Linked DNA regions of Homo sapiens: all the other regions are linked to region 4. A link is a contact called in ENCODE Hi-C or POLR2A ChIA-PET data. All regions are on one chromosome and are shown on one strand. The core of a region is the stretch at or near the end of the contact, and the rest is flanking DNA. Distances in the headings are between cores, read along the strand shown.

What was found. Hi-C counts contacts between places; a loop is a spot of excess contacts on that map. ChIA-PET counts read pairs that join two places held with the same protein, here RNA polymerase II (POLR2A). Pooled maps may share reads with other maps.
Region 1: a pooled map shows a loop between it and region 4 (4-fold over the local background). The contact joins the promoter of CLCF1 here to the promoter of RBM4 in region 4. A Hi-C loop is called at or near these places in 1 of 50 pooled maps. POLR2A ChIA-PET finds 5 or more read pairs at or near these places in 4 of 52 experiments (GM10248, MCF 10A, PC-9 and 1 more).
Region 2: a loop to region 4 is called in a map of adrenal gland, with 5 times the contacts of the local background. The contact joins the promoter of PACS1 here to the promoter of RBM4 in region 4. A Hi-C loop is called at or near these places in 1 of 168 maps with a recorded cell type or tissue (adrenal gland) and 4 of 50 pooled maps. POLR2A ChIA-PET finds 5 or more read pairs at or near these places in 1 of 52 experiments (WTC11).
Region 3: a pooled map shows a loop between it and region 4 (4-fold over the local background). The contact joins the promoter of NDUFV1-DT here to the promoter of RBM4 in region 4. A Hi-C loop is called at or near these places in 1 of 50 pooled maps. POLR2A ChIA-PET finds 5 or more read pairs at or near these places in 2 of 52 experiments (B cell and HEK293).
Region 5: a pooled map shows a loop between it and region 4 (6-fold over the local background). The contact joins the promoter of POLD4 here to the promoter of RBM4 in region 4. A Hi-C loop is called at or near these places in 1 of 37 single-sample maps with no recorded cell type and 5 of 50 pooled maps. POLR2A ChIA-PET finds 5 or more read pairs at or near these places in 1 of 52 experiments (GM12878).

What each region holds. Positions count from the first base shown.
Region 1 is chr11:67,372,141-67,375,013 of GRCh38, reverse strand. It overlaps CLCF1 (cardiotrophin like cytokine factor 1), which reads left to right and starts at 1,416. Exons shown (of 3, transcript NM_013246.3): 1 at 1,416-1,490. The coding sequence starts at 1,475. The region is part of intron 2 of LOC100130987 (a long non-coding RNA gene); the gene reads right to left. RefSeq lists silencers at 1,078-1,127, 1,688-2,027.
Region 2 is chr11:66,068,974-66,071,673 of GRCh38, reverse strand. PACS1 (phosphofurin acidic cluster sorting protein 1) reads right to left here and starts at 1,402. Exons shown (of 24, transcript NM_018026.4): 1 at 832-1,402. The coding sequence starts at 1,187. It overlaps SF3B2 (splicing factor 3b subunit 2), which reads right to left. Exons shown (of 22, transcript NM_006842.3): 22 at 2,366-2,700. RefSeq lists silencers at 458-662, 723-872, 883-1,012, 1,163-1,212, 1,223-1,842.
Region 3 is chr11:67,605,256-67,607,955 of GRCh38, reverse strand. NDUFV1-DT (NDUFV1 divergent transcript) reads left to right here and starts at 1,250. Exons shown (of 3, transcript NR_130935.1): 1 at 1,250-1,337; 2 at 1,945-2,063. NDUFV1 (NADH:ubiquinone oxidoreductase core subunit V1) reads right to left here and starts at 1,020. Exons shown (of 10, transcript NM_007103.4): 1 at 880-1,020. The coding sequence starts at 951. RefSeq lists enhancers at 942-1,071, 1,452-1,511, 2,411-2,700.
Region 4 is chr11:66,637,271-66,639,985 of GRCh38, reverse strand. It overlaps RBM4 (RNA binding motif protein 4), which reads right to left and starts at 1,283. Exons shown (of 4, transcript NM_002896.4): 1 at 1,234-1,283; 2 at 1-286. The coding sequence starts at 274. All of the region lies in intron 1 of RBM14-RBM4 (RBM14-RBM4 readthrough), which reads right to left. RefSeq lists enhancers at 407-1,118, 985-1,354, 1,119-1,832.
Region 5 is chr11:67,351,999-67,354,853 of GRCh38, reverse strand. POLD4 (DNA polymerase delta 4, accessory subunit) reads left to right here and starts at 1,308. Exons shown (of 4, transcript NM_021173.5): 1 at 1,308-1,551; 2 at 1,777-1,866; 3 at 2,052-2,163; 4 at 2,835-2,855. The coding sequence starts at 1,455. All of the region lies in intron 2 of LOC100130987 (a long non-coding RNA gene), which reads right to left. RefSeq lists a silencer at 991-1,240 and enhancers at 1,421-1,470, 1,464-2,045, 2,046-2,628.

The DNA.
Region 1 (2,873 bases), core at 167-2,666, 730 kb before region 4:
CCAGGGAGAGGCATCACCTTCCAGGTCTGGCCCACCACTGGCCTCTCCCACTTTGAAACAATAAATAAACAACAACAAAAGCAACTTATTACCCAGTGATTTAATTGGTGGTGTGGCTATAGGGCACCCAAGCCTTGGGGACCACATGACTCTCCCCCAGGAAAATCATGAAGCAGGGCAGTCCCCAGCCCTGGGTTAGAGCTGCCTCCTCTGAGCGTGTTCTCCCCGGCAGCCCTTGGAGAGGGAGGAGGGGACCCCCTCTGGGAGGGTCCAGGCATACCCCCAGGTATCCTGCCCAGCAAATCCCAACCCAGGCCTGCGGGAAGGAGGGGGAGCCCTCACCGCTAAGCCACCCCCACCTCACCACCGGAAAAACCAACAACCCGAAACCCCAAAGGAAGGAGAATGCCAGGGTCTTCATGGGGAAACATTTCACAAATGGGGACGCTCGGGCGGTCCATCGCCTTGAATCGGAGCATTCCCGCTGAGTCACCCAAGAAGCCTGTGGTGTTGAAACTGGTCCGTTGCCTCGTGCTGATTAATGAATTACAAATCCCCCACCCATGTACATTCTCCCTGGTCACTGGAGGAAGAATGAAGAACCTTGTGAACTTGAGGGAAAAAGTCCCGCCAAGTGGCCTCTTCTCGCCTCTGGGCCGGGCAGTGGGCCTGCAGTGCCCTCTTCCTCCCCCGCAGGGGGCATTGTGAGCTGGTTAGTCACCTGCCCCAGCCCCAGCGCCTCGCTTAGCTCTAGCTTTTGGAAATGGGACAAGCGGCGGGACAATAGGCAGGGGGGGCGGTCAGCCCAGACAAAGGGCAGCAGGAAAAACACCATCACTTGCTCCCAGGCCAGCTCGCTGGCATTTGGGAGAATGTGTCATTGCATTTACTCAAGGGGGAGGAGGAGGGAAGGTTAGAGATGAGGAGGCAGAGGTAGGGTGGGAGCAGGGACCTCGCACAGGCAGAGGTAGGTTGGATCAGGGACCCCGCATCGGCAGGGGACAGGGGGCAGGGGGCGGTGTCCCAGGCCAACGCCTGGGGAGAAGCCCACCCGAAGCCGGCGCTGTCCCCCGGCTCCTGGGAGTCCTCAGACGGACTGATGGCCTCCCCGCCCCCTCCCCCAGGAGGCCCAGGGTGGTACCGCCACAGCCTCGCCTCACCTCACCCCCCCTCGGTGCTGTGGGAGGGAGAGGGAGCCCCAGAAGCCCTCCCTTCCCTCCTCCCCCCTCCTACCCCCACCCCGGGGAGGGCCGCTACAATTTGTGGTTACAGCTTTACACGTCAGAAAAAAAAAAAAAAAGTTTGCAGAATGTCCCACACCGAAAAAAAAAAAAAATCCGAAACCGAGCGAAAAAAACCTGCGAGTGGGCCTGGCGGATGGGATTATTAAAGCTTCGCCGGAGCCGCGGCTCGCCCTCCCACTCCGCCAGCCTCCGGGAGAGGAGCCGCACCCGGCCGGCCCGGCCCCAGCCCCATGGACCTCCGAGCAGGTAGGAGCCAGGCGGCCGAGGCCCCGACCCCCGCCCCGCCAAGCAGCCACGAGATCCGGTTCCCGTCCTGCCCTGACCCCCGGGAGCCCCGCGCCGGGGCCGGGCCAGGGAGCTGGGCTCGGGCCGGGGGAGGCACGGCTGGGCGCCCTCGAGAGGGGCCGGGCGGGGACGCGGCATTCCTGGAGTCCGCACGGCGGGGCCAGGAGGTGGCCGGGAGCGGCGGGGAGCCCGGACGATCGCAGACCTGGGGAGGCGGCAACCTGGAGCCCCAGCGAGGCGGGCCGTAGGAGCCGCAGCCCCAGAGCCCCGCGCACCAGTCGGGGCCAGAGAGTCCGAGGCGGGGAGCGAGGCTGCGGGTGGGAGGAGGGGCTGGGAGAGGAAGAGGGAGGGAGGCCGGGGGAGCCCGAGGCCGGGCGGCGGGAGGCGAGGGGAGGCCGACACCTCGGGCCGCGCCGCTCTCCCTCCCCGGCCCGCCGGGAGGGGTAGGAGGGCGGGCGGGAGGAAGGGCGGGCGGCGGAGAGGAGGGCGGAGGGCAGCGCCGAGCCTGGCTGGGCCGGGCCGGACGGGCCGAGCCGCGCCGCGGGACTCGCGGCTTCCTAGCTACGCGCCGCGCGGCCGGAACCCTCCATGGTGCCCACGGCCGGGGAGCCGGCGGCAGGTAGGGGCGGCGGGCGGCGGCCGCGAGTCCCCCGGGCCACCGTGGCCTGGGAGTGATTATTGTTTGGCGGGGGGCTGGCGCAGCCGGGCCGGACCCGGCAGGAAAAAGTCTGTCACTGGCCAGGGAGCGGCGGGAGCAGCCGCTCAGCCCGGGCAGGAGGGGAGTTGACGCGCGGGAAAGGGCAGCGCCGGGCAGAGCCCGGAGCCCGGTGCCCCGGACCCCGCCCCCGCCCCCGCCCCCGCCCCCGCCGCGGGGAAGGAGCGACCGGGCGGGAGCGGGAGGGGGCGGGGCCGGGGGCGCCGAGGCCACACAGGGGGAAGGCGCAGCGCCGGGAGGGGTCCCAGAGCGAGAGGTCACCGCCAGCAGGGAGGGCCAGCTGGCAACCGCCGCCGTGCAGCTTCCCGGCCGAGCCCCTCGAAGGAAACCTTCGAAAGAGTCCCCGGGGCTCGCCAGAGGTCCCCTCATGCTTGCTCTCCCCACCCGCCTTCCTTTCCACAACTCCGTGCTGGGCTTCTGGAGCCCTCCCCACAGACCCTCCCAATCCCAGAGGACCCCTGTTCCCCCAGCTCCCAGCCTGGCCCTCCCCCCGGGGTGTGAGGGGCTACCAGGAGAGGAGGGGAGACGGGCGGGTGGAGGCTAAGCCTTGGAGAGAGGCTAGGGGTGGGGGGCACTGGGCACGCTGCTCTACTGGGTCCTCCTTCTCTGACCCTAACCCAGGGACACCT
Region 2 (2,700 bases), core at 153-2,652, 570 kb after region 4:
TCCACACACCGTCTTATTCAAGTGGCAAACTGTAAGACACAGCACCCTGTCCCCAGAGTTGGAGACAGACTGCCTTGCCAATACAAAAACAGAAAATATTCCCAAACTCAGGCCTATTTTGCCAATGGAAGGAAAGTCCCCAGATGGTTCCAACAGACAGAGAGCAATGGATTGAATTTAGGAACAAGGCAGTAATTTCATACAGCCCTGCAGAGCTGGGAGATTCTGGGACCAGTTTTAGTGGGGGAGGGGAGGTAAAAATACACTTGAGGACACATTAAATAGGGCCCCAAAACTAAGAGCCTAGCGCTTGGGACAGAACGTGTGTAATATGAAGTTCAAATGAACATGTGTGCCGAAGGCTAATGAGAAGCCCCTAGGGTGATTATATGAGCTTTACCTGCAAGAGGTGACAATCGAGTTTGGCACATGCTGAGTCTATTGGGAAATAATAATATCAAGAGATCTATACCACATCCATGTATGTACAGCTCCCGGCGCCGGCGAGGCAGGAGAGTGACTTACTCAGGGAAACTGACTGCCAGGAAGGCCGGATTCGGTCAGCCCAATCGGAGAAAGCCCGGGGCCGAGGCCAGAAGGTCCCTCGGGGAGGACAGAAGGGTGGTCCCGGCCCCAGGCAGAAGGTGGGGCTGCCAGGAGAGGGCGGGTCCCCGTGGCAGGAGTCCCGGGAGGCCTGGCTGGAGCCAGGCCGGGCCGCGGGACAGTCGGGGAGATGGAGGGCGGGGACCCCATGGGCGCTGGGGCGGGGAGGGCTGGGCCCCGGCGGCCACCCCGCTCCCCCGGCGCCCCGCCGCACCCTCCCGCGCTCACCTAGGCACGCAGCTGGACGAGCTCCGGTCCACCTCCCAGGTGGCGTACAGGTTCATCTGCACCGGGGCGGGGGTGCGGCCTGGCCCCGGGCCACCGGGAGGCGCGGAGCCCGAGGCCACCGCCACGGCCATGGAGGTGGAGGTAGACGAGGACGAGGAGGAGGCAGCCGCCGCCGAGGTGGACGAGGACGACGAGGTGGCCTGGGCCAGCTTGGGGGGCGTCGGCTGCTGCGGCGGCTGCTGCTGCTGCTGCTGCGGCGGCGGCTGCTGAGGGGACTGGGCGACCCCGGATCCCCGCTGGCCGCTGCCGCCCCCGGCGCCTCCGGGACCACCGCCCGCCCCTCCGCGTTCCGCCATGGCCCGGCTAGGCGGGGGTTACGGAGGCCGAGGCGACGCCGATCTGGCTCCCAGGCTTCCCCCGCGGCGGCGGCGGCGGGGGCGCGGCAGCCTCCTCAGCCCGCCTGCCCGAGCGCGAGCAGCCAGCGAGCTGCACGCACGCGCGGGGCCTCTGGGCGCGCGGGCCTCGCGCTCGACCGCCGCTGCCTGTTGCGGCTCGCGAGGCCGACACGGGTGGGCGTGTCCGGGAGGGGGCGGGGAGCCCGGCCCGCGCGGCCCCACCCAGCGCGGAGGGGCCGGGCCGGGCGCGCTCGCGCCCTGCGTGCAGCCACGCGCGCCCCTCGCTCCCGCGGAGTAGAAGGGGTGGTCTGTGGCCAGCGCGCGCCCACGGGTCCTGCCCTCAAATCCGCTGCCAGTCTGCCCCCGCTCCTCCCCTCCCCGCCCACGGCCGGCCGCGGCCCCGCCAGCGGAAACCCGGCTTTTCCGGGATTCGGTCCCTGCAGGGAGGGGGCCGCCGCGGGAGCGCGCCTCGGCCCCTCGGGTCTTCGGAGCCAATGCGGAACCCGCCCCCAGCGGTGGGGGTCTGCCCGGGGAAGCCGGCTCTCCGCCTGCCGACCTAGCCCTGCCCTGCGGCCCCGGCAAACAGAGAGGTCGGCGGAGACCCGGGGCCCGCTGCCACCGCGGGTGCCTGTGATCCGGGAAGTTCCCGCCCCGAGGGCAAGCGGGGGCTCAGGGACCTGGAGTCCAGAAGGTTCTTCGCATAAGTGAATTCTCAAGCTACCCCGGGGCCCATCTGGAGCCAACCTTCCTCTTCTTTCCCTACCCCCCAAATGCCTCTTTAGAGTGCCAGTGCTTTGTTGCTTACCAAATTTCTAAAATTCCATTCCTCCTAAGGCCTAGCTCAGCTGCCACGTCCTATCTGGATCATGCCCCCCACAACCCCGAGACCATCTTGAACCCTCCGGCAAGTGAGCGCCTCCACTGGTGCACTTAAACACCAACAGTAGTACAACAGCAGCGCATGACTACCCTCCCCACAGGCTGGCAAATGCCCATGGGAGCCAGTGATCCAGCCTGCTCTAGTCTGTCAGAAAGGCTGCTCAGGACCAGATTACAACCTGGAGAAAGTAAGTCCCCCCATCCCACATACAAATCCCAAACCCCAGCGACTAGTGTTGCTTGAACCCAAGGGTTCATATGGACTCAAGACAATTTAGCTTTTGAGCTATGTTGTCGCACAGGTAAGGACTTGAACTTCTGGTCACAAGGTCAGTTGGGAAGGCCTGCCCTGGCCTACTTCCCAAGCCCACTGTTACTTCCTCTGCCGCGCTAGGGCGCTAATCTGGCTATTTTTACTCCCCAAGGACAAAGTAGTAAGGTCAAACCAGACCTAGAGGTACTTCCCCCAAGCCTTCCTACAAAGCAGGGCAGTGGTGAAACACAGATTTCAGCCTGGGGTTGGCGTCACCACCAGTCAAATGCGCCGTCTAATCCCAGTTTATGTTCGTGGTTACTGGGGCAGCCCAGTGATTGT
Region 3 (2,700 bases), core at 1-2,500, 970 kb before region 4:
CGCGCCCGGCCATTAGTAAGCATTTTGTTTAGCAGGTACTGGATGGAAGCATTTTACATCCAAAATCCCATTTCATCCTCATAAGAACTCTGATAGGAACGATTTTCTCTGTTTCACAGAGGAGAAAACTGAGGCTTGGAGCAAAAGGAGCTTATGGAAGGTCTCACAGTCAAAAGCAGCAGGTCCAATTTGAGCCCAGGTCTGTCGGTGGCCAAACCCACAGCTGCATCACGGCACCACACAGCCCCACAAGCCGAGTGTGGCAGCTTGGCCCTTTCCCGGCCTGGCTCCCCTGCTGGACCAAAACTTGGGTAGGCCAGGGGCCTTTTATATTCCTACCTCGGCCGAAGAGGCGAAATGTGTTTACTGATGGGAAAGAAATGCCTCCTTAACACACAGGTGATGGAGGGGCTCACTTAGGATGAAATGAGGAGCCCCACGACCCAGTGGAGAGCGCACCAGCTGAGGGCGACGGGATTCCCATCCTTTTAAGAGCACTTTTCAGCCACTTCAGGGCGCAGAGCAGTGGACGGGAAATCAGGAGGTGCGCATCCCTAAATGGGGCAATGACCCCTTCACGCCCTACAAGGCTGTGACAAGGAGAGAATGAAAGACTAGGGGTCTTCACAACCTGCAAAACTTCCGCCAGGCCGAGGACTGTAAAACAAGGGAAGCCAGCAAGTCAGAGGGTCAAGGGAGTCGGCCCCGCGTTGGGACCCGTTCCCCTACTTCAACCAGGCCGGAGCGGGGGCCTTCCCGCCTGGCCTGGGGAGAAGGGCTCTCCAGAGGCCACTACAGACCCCAGGGACTGCTCGTGCACGGGCGCGGCCGCGACACCCGGCCCCAAACACCCGTGGCCCCAGCCAGGCTGGGCCTCACCGTGTCGCCGCTGAAACGCACAGATACCCGCGCGGGAAGCGACCAGCCGAGCAGCCGCCGTGTTGCCAGCATCGCGGCGGGCCAGATGGGTCACCTCACGCTGTCACCTTCATAGCACTGAGGCTGAGGAACTGGCGCGATAGAGACGCTAGGTGGCGCGCAGGAAAGACGTCACGCGCCCGACGCCAGCGCCGCGCACCGGTATCGCTGCGCCCCTTCAACTTCGCCAGCGGCCCCGCCTCCTCGGGGGAGGACTGAGAGGCCAGTGCCTTGGCGCCGGGGCTTCTGGGAGATGTGGTCCCACCGGCCTGGGGTCCGCCTTCCTCCCTCCACCGGGCTGGCATTTAGCGGTGGCTGTCCCCACCGCTCGCTCTTTCGCTCCCTCCTTAGCTCGCCGGCTCCCAGCCTTTGATGCCACAAGTAAACAAACCTCGCATGTCGCCTTCTGCTGGGTCCTGGTGTGTTCCACTTTCTATAGATTCGGCGTTTAGTGTGCACCTGCGGTATGCATCGGTGTATCATGGGAGGAGTGAAAAGTCAGGCAGGTCATAGCCCGATCCTCATGACTACGTTGCAATTATTCTGCCCAGTGCGAGCCCTGCCAGACTGTGGGCTTCCCCACCCCGGGCGTCCGTGTGCTCGAGGAAGGATTGCAGACTCCAAGGCAGGGGGTTGTTCGCGGAGTTCTTCCCAGAGGGCCTGTCACGGAATCCTAGGCTGGGGTGAGGCAGAGAGGATGCAGATGGTCAGTGCACGGCACAAACTCTTGCTGGCGCCGCTGAGTTCTCTCAGCTCTTGTCAGGAGAGTCCAGCACTTTCTGCTTCTGCCCAAAATCCTGGCATGGTCCCTGCTGCTTTTGGAATCAGCCACTGGTCCAGGATTTAAGGGCTCTGCGACCCCGTCCTTCGCCAGGGTCATCACGCCCAGGCCACTGCTGTGAACCCCACCCCCGTCCCCCAAGACCCCTTTCTGCCGTCATTAGACTTTAGGGCGTTTGTGTGGCTGTCCCCCTCCCTCGGTTTTCCCCTGACCTGAGGAGGTCCCTCTGTCCTTTGCCTTCCCAGGAGGTCTTGGAAGCCTGATGAACTCGTCTTTTTCAGTTTCCTGGAACCCTCTGCTGTGGTCCTCGTGATAAGAGTGACCTTTTTGGCCTGCTCTCCCCAGCTCTTTTCCAGTCCTCATGGTGAGGAACCATCTCTGTTCTTTTGTGCTGTAATCATCCTTCCTGATCTCTCTAAAACGTGCTGTTTACAAAACTCCTTTGCAGCTATTTTCTCACATACCCCACAGCAGCCCCACAAGGTGTTCACTCCATTTTGTCCACGAAAAAACTGAGGCTCAGGGGGATTTTGTCCTTTGTCTGTGGGCATGAAGCTGCTGAGTGGTGGAGCTGGACTGGAATCTAGGCCTTTCTTCCTTTCCACAGTGCCCCGCACACAGCAAACCCACAGAACAACTGACACGCATGTGACAGTCACTGTGGACGTCAGTGACATTCCCAAGAGAGGCACCAAGAAATCTCTTCCCTGTCTGAGGTTTCCCAGACAGATAGAGTAGTATCAGGCCCAGAGCCCAGGAGTCCTGGCTGCCAGCCGCAGGCCCCCTCTCTTGGTCAGGGAAAGAGGTTGCCTAGGCAAAGCTGGGGATTACACAGCTAATCCGGGCTCAGACCTGAGTCCTCGGATCCCTCCCTTTGGGGCAGAAGAAGGGGGGCAGGTCAGAGCCAGCCCAGCGGGTGGATTCCTTCCTCATCTGTCTCTAACTGGGTCAAAGGAATACAGGCTGAGGGAGATGCAGGTTGGGGATGCTGGGGACAGGAG
Region 4 (2,715 bases), core at 34-2,533:
TATTGGTGCAGGTGGGACTGATGTTGCCCACATGCAACTTTGTTGAGGTTTTGCTCTTATTCTTGCTGGCTTCCACGTTGATGTTCACCCCATGAAGCTTGTAATGGTGCAGGTTGCGTATGGCATCCTCAGCTGCCGTCTTGTCTTCTATGTGCACAAAGCCGTAATTCTTAATGATGTCACATTCCAGCACCTTCCCATACTGCTCGAAGAGTGAGCGAATCTCCTGCTCTGTAGCCTCCCGGGGCAGGTTTCCGATGAACAGCTTCACCATCCTGACAAGAGCCTGGGAGAGAAAAACAAGACATCTGACAAAAGACCTCAGGCCCACATCCGTTCACAAAAGACAACGACTTTCACTCTAATGTATATTTCCAGTTTTCTCTCTCACACGCCTGCACACACACCTCCACACAATAATCAAATGGAAGTGGGAGTGAACTAAGGCCTGCTATAGTAGCCGCCATGAACCTGTAAGAATAAGAAGACGTCTGCAATAGGGAGGTCCTTAGTAGACAAAGGGTTTGGTAAGAACCGATACCTTCCAACAGAAATGGGCATGAAAGACAGCATATGAAGAAATGGGGGTACTAGGCTTTTCTATCCACTAGGAGGACAACAGAAAACAAAAGTCTACTAGGCTTGCTGACTGCCTGCCTGAAATTATCAACAGGCTTTTCCTCACGTAGGAACCAAAGCAGCCATCATTTCCGGGAAAATGGGCCTTGTAATAGCTACATTTGAGTTTCCTTTGGAAGTAATGAACGCGCGACTCGGATCAGACAGCGAGGAGTGGGAGATAAAGGAAATACTGGAGTGGTGAACGCCTCTCTCGGGGCACCGTCCTAGCTCCTGCCGAACACTGAAATGCGCGGCCGCGGAAAAGAGCTTCAGATTCATTAACCAGACGATGTCTCACGGCCCGAGAAATTCCCGAAACGAGAATGTAACTGTCAGATATAAGGGAAAGGGGGTTATCCCAGTGGAAATCTCGAGGCTCCAAGAGCAGCCATGTCGGGCGCGGGACAGGGTGGGCGAAAAAAAGCAAGGTATTCTCAGGGGGCGGTGGGGGAAGGGCTGCTCCCGGCTTACCGCGCAATGCCGAGGACCGAGGTCGGCTCTCAGTGACGGGTGTGGAGACTGCGGACCTACCAGGACACCCCCGAAGCCCAAGGGAGTGAGAGAAGATTTAACACAGTACAAGAAAGGCAGTGGAAAGGCTCGGAGTCTCACCCGCACAGAAACCAGCAGGGCCTCCTCCTCGCGGCGCGGACGCTTCTGACAAAACGCTAAAATGGCGGCGGCCGCAGCAGTGCTCTGAGTAGAAGGGGGAGGTGAGCCTACAACCGGATTGGCCACTCAAGAAAGTAAAAGGCCGGCGTTCCCTCAGATCCTCTTCCTGATTGGTTACCACGGACGCCAATTACCTAAGAGGCCGGCAAGAGGTGGAAACGTCTGTAACCTCGGAGCTTTTATGCGAAAGCCAATGGGCACCAACCTCGCGAAGCCGAACTCGCTGATTGGGCAAGAGATCAGCGTGAGGGCGGACCTACAAACGTGGGCTTCGCCGGCGGGGTGCGGCCCGCCATTAGGCGGAGCGAGCTAGAGCCCCGGGGTAGCAGTCTTTAGCTTCATGGCGCCAACTTCGTTAAGCTTCCACATTTCGCCACCTCCACGTGCACAGCCAGACAGTATTCCGCGCTCCATTTTGCCGTTCACTCTAGGTGTCTCCCTCTAACCTCCCAAGCACCACCCCCCCTCGCGGCCAGGACGCTGTGGAAATAGCTTATGCAGGCACATGCCAGGGAAGAAAAACAACGAAGACCCCCCCCAACCCACCACCCACCACTTCAGGAAACCAACCTTCTCCTTGGGCCAGCAGTCCACACTGTAGCCTTGAGAGTCCCGGAGCTCCCCCAAAATCAAACCTCTCACAGGTGGTGAAAGGACCTCTGTAATGGCCTTCCAGAAGTAGGCCCGGCAGGAGGCTGCACTGTCCAGGAGACGCTGAGGACAAGTTCCCTCTGGGAACCAGCCTCCCAGGGTCCGCGATGAAGAAACCTTTCTGAGACCATGGAGATTTAAAGTATACCCCGACCCCACCCTGAGAAAAAACTGGAGCAGCAAAGGTTTTTTTGTTTTATTTTATTGGGCGCCATCAGCCAGAGCTGTTTTAATCCCCTAGAACCGACTTTAGAGGACAGAGCTTAGTCACAACCAGCTGTAAACAAAATACAAAGTAACATTCTCCAGAGGGTCCAGCTGCTGCCTCGTTTTCTCTCATCCTTAGGCTGCTTCATATTCATTAAGCAAGCAACTTTAGTCAAGACCCTTTGCGAAGCAGCTTTTGAAAAGGGTTAAAAGGTGGAGTGCAGGGACTGGATGGAAGAACTTATAACACGAACAAAACAGGCTAAAAGCAGTGCAGAGTTTATGAGGAAAGGGATCATCAGGAGTGAAGATGACACAAGTACCACACACCACCATCCAAAGCAGCTTCTTCACCACCACCCCCGCCCCAAAAAGAGAACGGTTTCATAAAGAGAAAGGTGAAGTCAGAGTTTGGGGGGGAAAAAAAAGAGTGGGTTTTAAAACCCAACACGAGGGCCAGGTGCGGTGGCCCACGCCTGTAATCCCAGCACTTTGGGAGGCCGAGGCGGGCGGATCACCTGAGGTCAGGAGTTCAAGACCAGCCTAGCCAACATGGTGAACGCC
Region 5 (2,855 bases), core at 59-2,558, 710 kb before region 4:
AGGAAGAACCGGATGGGATCTCTGGAGGGTGATTAGAGCTGGGCTGGTCCCTGTGCTGGTTCCCAGACTCCCACTGGCCAGTACTTTTGCCTCCTGCCAGGAAGTTGGTGAGGGGGAGGCAGCAGTATGGGTGAGTCAGTGATGACAGGAGCCCAAGGGACAAAGGTCATGGGTGGAGAATTGAGAGACATTGTTTACAGCAGTCCACCTCCTCCAGGAGGCCTTCCAATGCTAATCATCCCTGTGGTCCTAACCAATCTCTGACCCACCCTTTCCCTCTTCTGGTAGGAATTATAGCCTCTCACTGACAACTGTGCATCTGTCTGCCTTGTGACAGTGAGCTCCTGGGGTGCAAGAGAGACTGTGGTTTGATTGGGGCCCTACAATGCCTGTGACTATCAGCAGTGATAATCATTTAGCTATACTTCCTACTTTCAAAAACTTTTTGACATCTATTTTAATTAACATGTGGGAAAGTGCTTAGAACAGTACTTGGCACATGGTACGTGCAATGAGTGTTAGGTTTATTATTAATATTTTCTGCTCAGACTCACATTATTGTGAGAGACAGGGCAGATTTTGCCAGTGAAGAACTAGGGATCCAAACACATTGTGGTGGGGGGACCAGACCCTTGCTCTGCCTTCCTACTCAGTATGGAATCTTCCTGACTGGTGGGGCGGGCCGGACACGACTTGGGACCCCAGGAGAGTCAAAACGGCAAACACTTACTCGGACTAAGAGTGGGCAGCATCTTTGGGCACAGACTGTGAGAAAGGAGGTTTCAGAACCCATGGGCTTCTCCAGCCAGGTCTCCTGGGGCCAGTGGGGGTTGGGTGGGAGCCGGGAAGGGGCCTGGATTAGCCCAAACTCTCTTCAGACCTCCAGACCTGCCCCCACAAGGCGGGGCGGGCCAAAGGACCGAGTGAAGGCTCCAGCTGGACTCTAGGGAGTTACAAACTGGCCACGGGGATTAGCGAAGCTGAAAAGAACATTTGCCTAGGAAGGGAAAACGGGAAGTGAGAGGCTGAAGATAACTCTCCTGAAGTCTCTCGGGACCCACAGCAGACCAATGGGGGCCGGGGAAGGTGGTGAAGTCGGGGCATCCCGACAGGTCCCCCGCCCCAGCCTGCCCCTCCTCCCGCGGCCCACAGCTGAGGCACCGCCCCGCCCCTCACCCTACACTGCCTACCATTGGCTAGCGCCAGGGCCCCGCCCCGCATAGGCGGCCTGCCATTGGCTGAAGTCTTTCCTGTTTGCGTGCTTTTGGGGGTGGGGGAGGCGTCCCTCCCTGGACCCCGGCGACTTCCTCTCTCGGTTTGTCTGGGTCATCTTGTCTGCCCGCCGCTGGCCTGGCCCCGTCTGTCTCTCTCAGCAGCTGTCTTTCTCGCGCCCACTGGCCGGTCTCTCCTCTTCCCCGCAGTTGCCTCCTTCTCTGCCTGCCTGGGTGGCCGCCATGGGCCGGAAGCGGCTCATCACTGATTCCTACCCGGTTGTGAAGAGGAGGGAGGGGCCCGCTGGGCACAGCAAGGGGGAGCTGGCACCCGAGCTAGGTCTCTGAGGTGTGAGGGAGGCAGGAGGAGTGGACACGGAGGGGCCTAGAGGAGGCCCCTAGAGGGGCGGAGGGGCCGATGGAAAGGGAAAGGTGGCCTGTCCTCCCCTCCCGACACCAGGTCTAGCTGCGGGGTGGCAGAGGCAAAGCGGTGGTGAGGAAGGCTGGGAGGTGAGGGGCAGGAGACTGAAGCCAACCTCGTACTGAAGAGCAGCTGTCATTGCAGGGGAGGAGCCCCAGCCCCGCGACGAGGAGGAAGCGGAGCTGGAGCTGCTGAGGCAGTTTGACCTGGCCTGGCAGTACGGGCCCTGCACCGGTGAGAACCCACCCAGCCCCACGGAGGCGCCTCTCCCAGCCAGTCACCCACACGTCTCTGAAGTCACCCAAGCGCTTGCGTGACTCTGACCCTCAGGAACTGTCTCCCCCCAACACACACATTCTCCAGCTCAGACTCTACCCCACCCCCCACAAGTCTCCAGAGTCTTCTTCCCACCCTGGCAGGGATCACACGGCTGCAGCGCTGGTGTCGGGCCAAGCAGATGGGCTTGGAGCCTCCCCCAGAGGTGTGGCAGGTGCTGAAGACCCACCCCGGAGACCCCCGCTTCCAGTGCAGGTCAGAGACAGGCCGGGAGGGCTTTCAGGGGAGCCAGGGCCTTCTCCAGGCACTGTCACCCTGCTGTCCTGACCTGAGGGAGAAATGGATGGAGGGTTGGAAGGCCTTGCTGAACAGGCAAGAAGATTCTATGAGGTGCCTGGCTCAGGAGGACACGCCACTATAATAATTCTTTTTTTTTGAGACAGAGTCTTGCTCTGTTGCCCAGGCTGGAGTGCAGTGGCGCGATCTCGGCTCACTGCAAACTCCGCCTCTCGGGTTCACGCCATTCTCCTGTCTCAGCCTCCCAAGTAGCTGGGACTACAGGCGCCCGCCAACACGCCCGGCTAATTTTTTCTATTTTTAGTAGAGACAGGGTTTCACCGTGTTAGCCAGGATGGTCTTGATCTCCTGACCTCGTGATCCCACCCACCTCAGCCTCCCAAAGTGCTGGGATTACAGGCGTGAGCCACCACACCCGGCCAATAATTCTTACCTCTACAAGCTAGTGGGGGGCAAAGGTACACCCAGGACCCAAGGAACTATCTATTTAGAACTGAGGGGTTTCCCAAGGACTATGGGCATGGCCAAGAATAAGCTGGTGAAATCAGATCCAGGGACTCAACAACTGATTCTCTGTTTCTCTCTCTCTCTCTCTGGGGTATCCCTCCCTCCCACCCCATCTTCCACAGTCTCTGGCATCTCTATCCCCT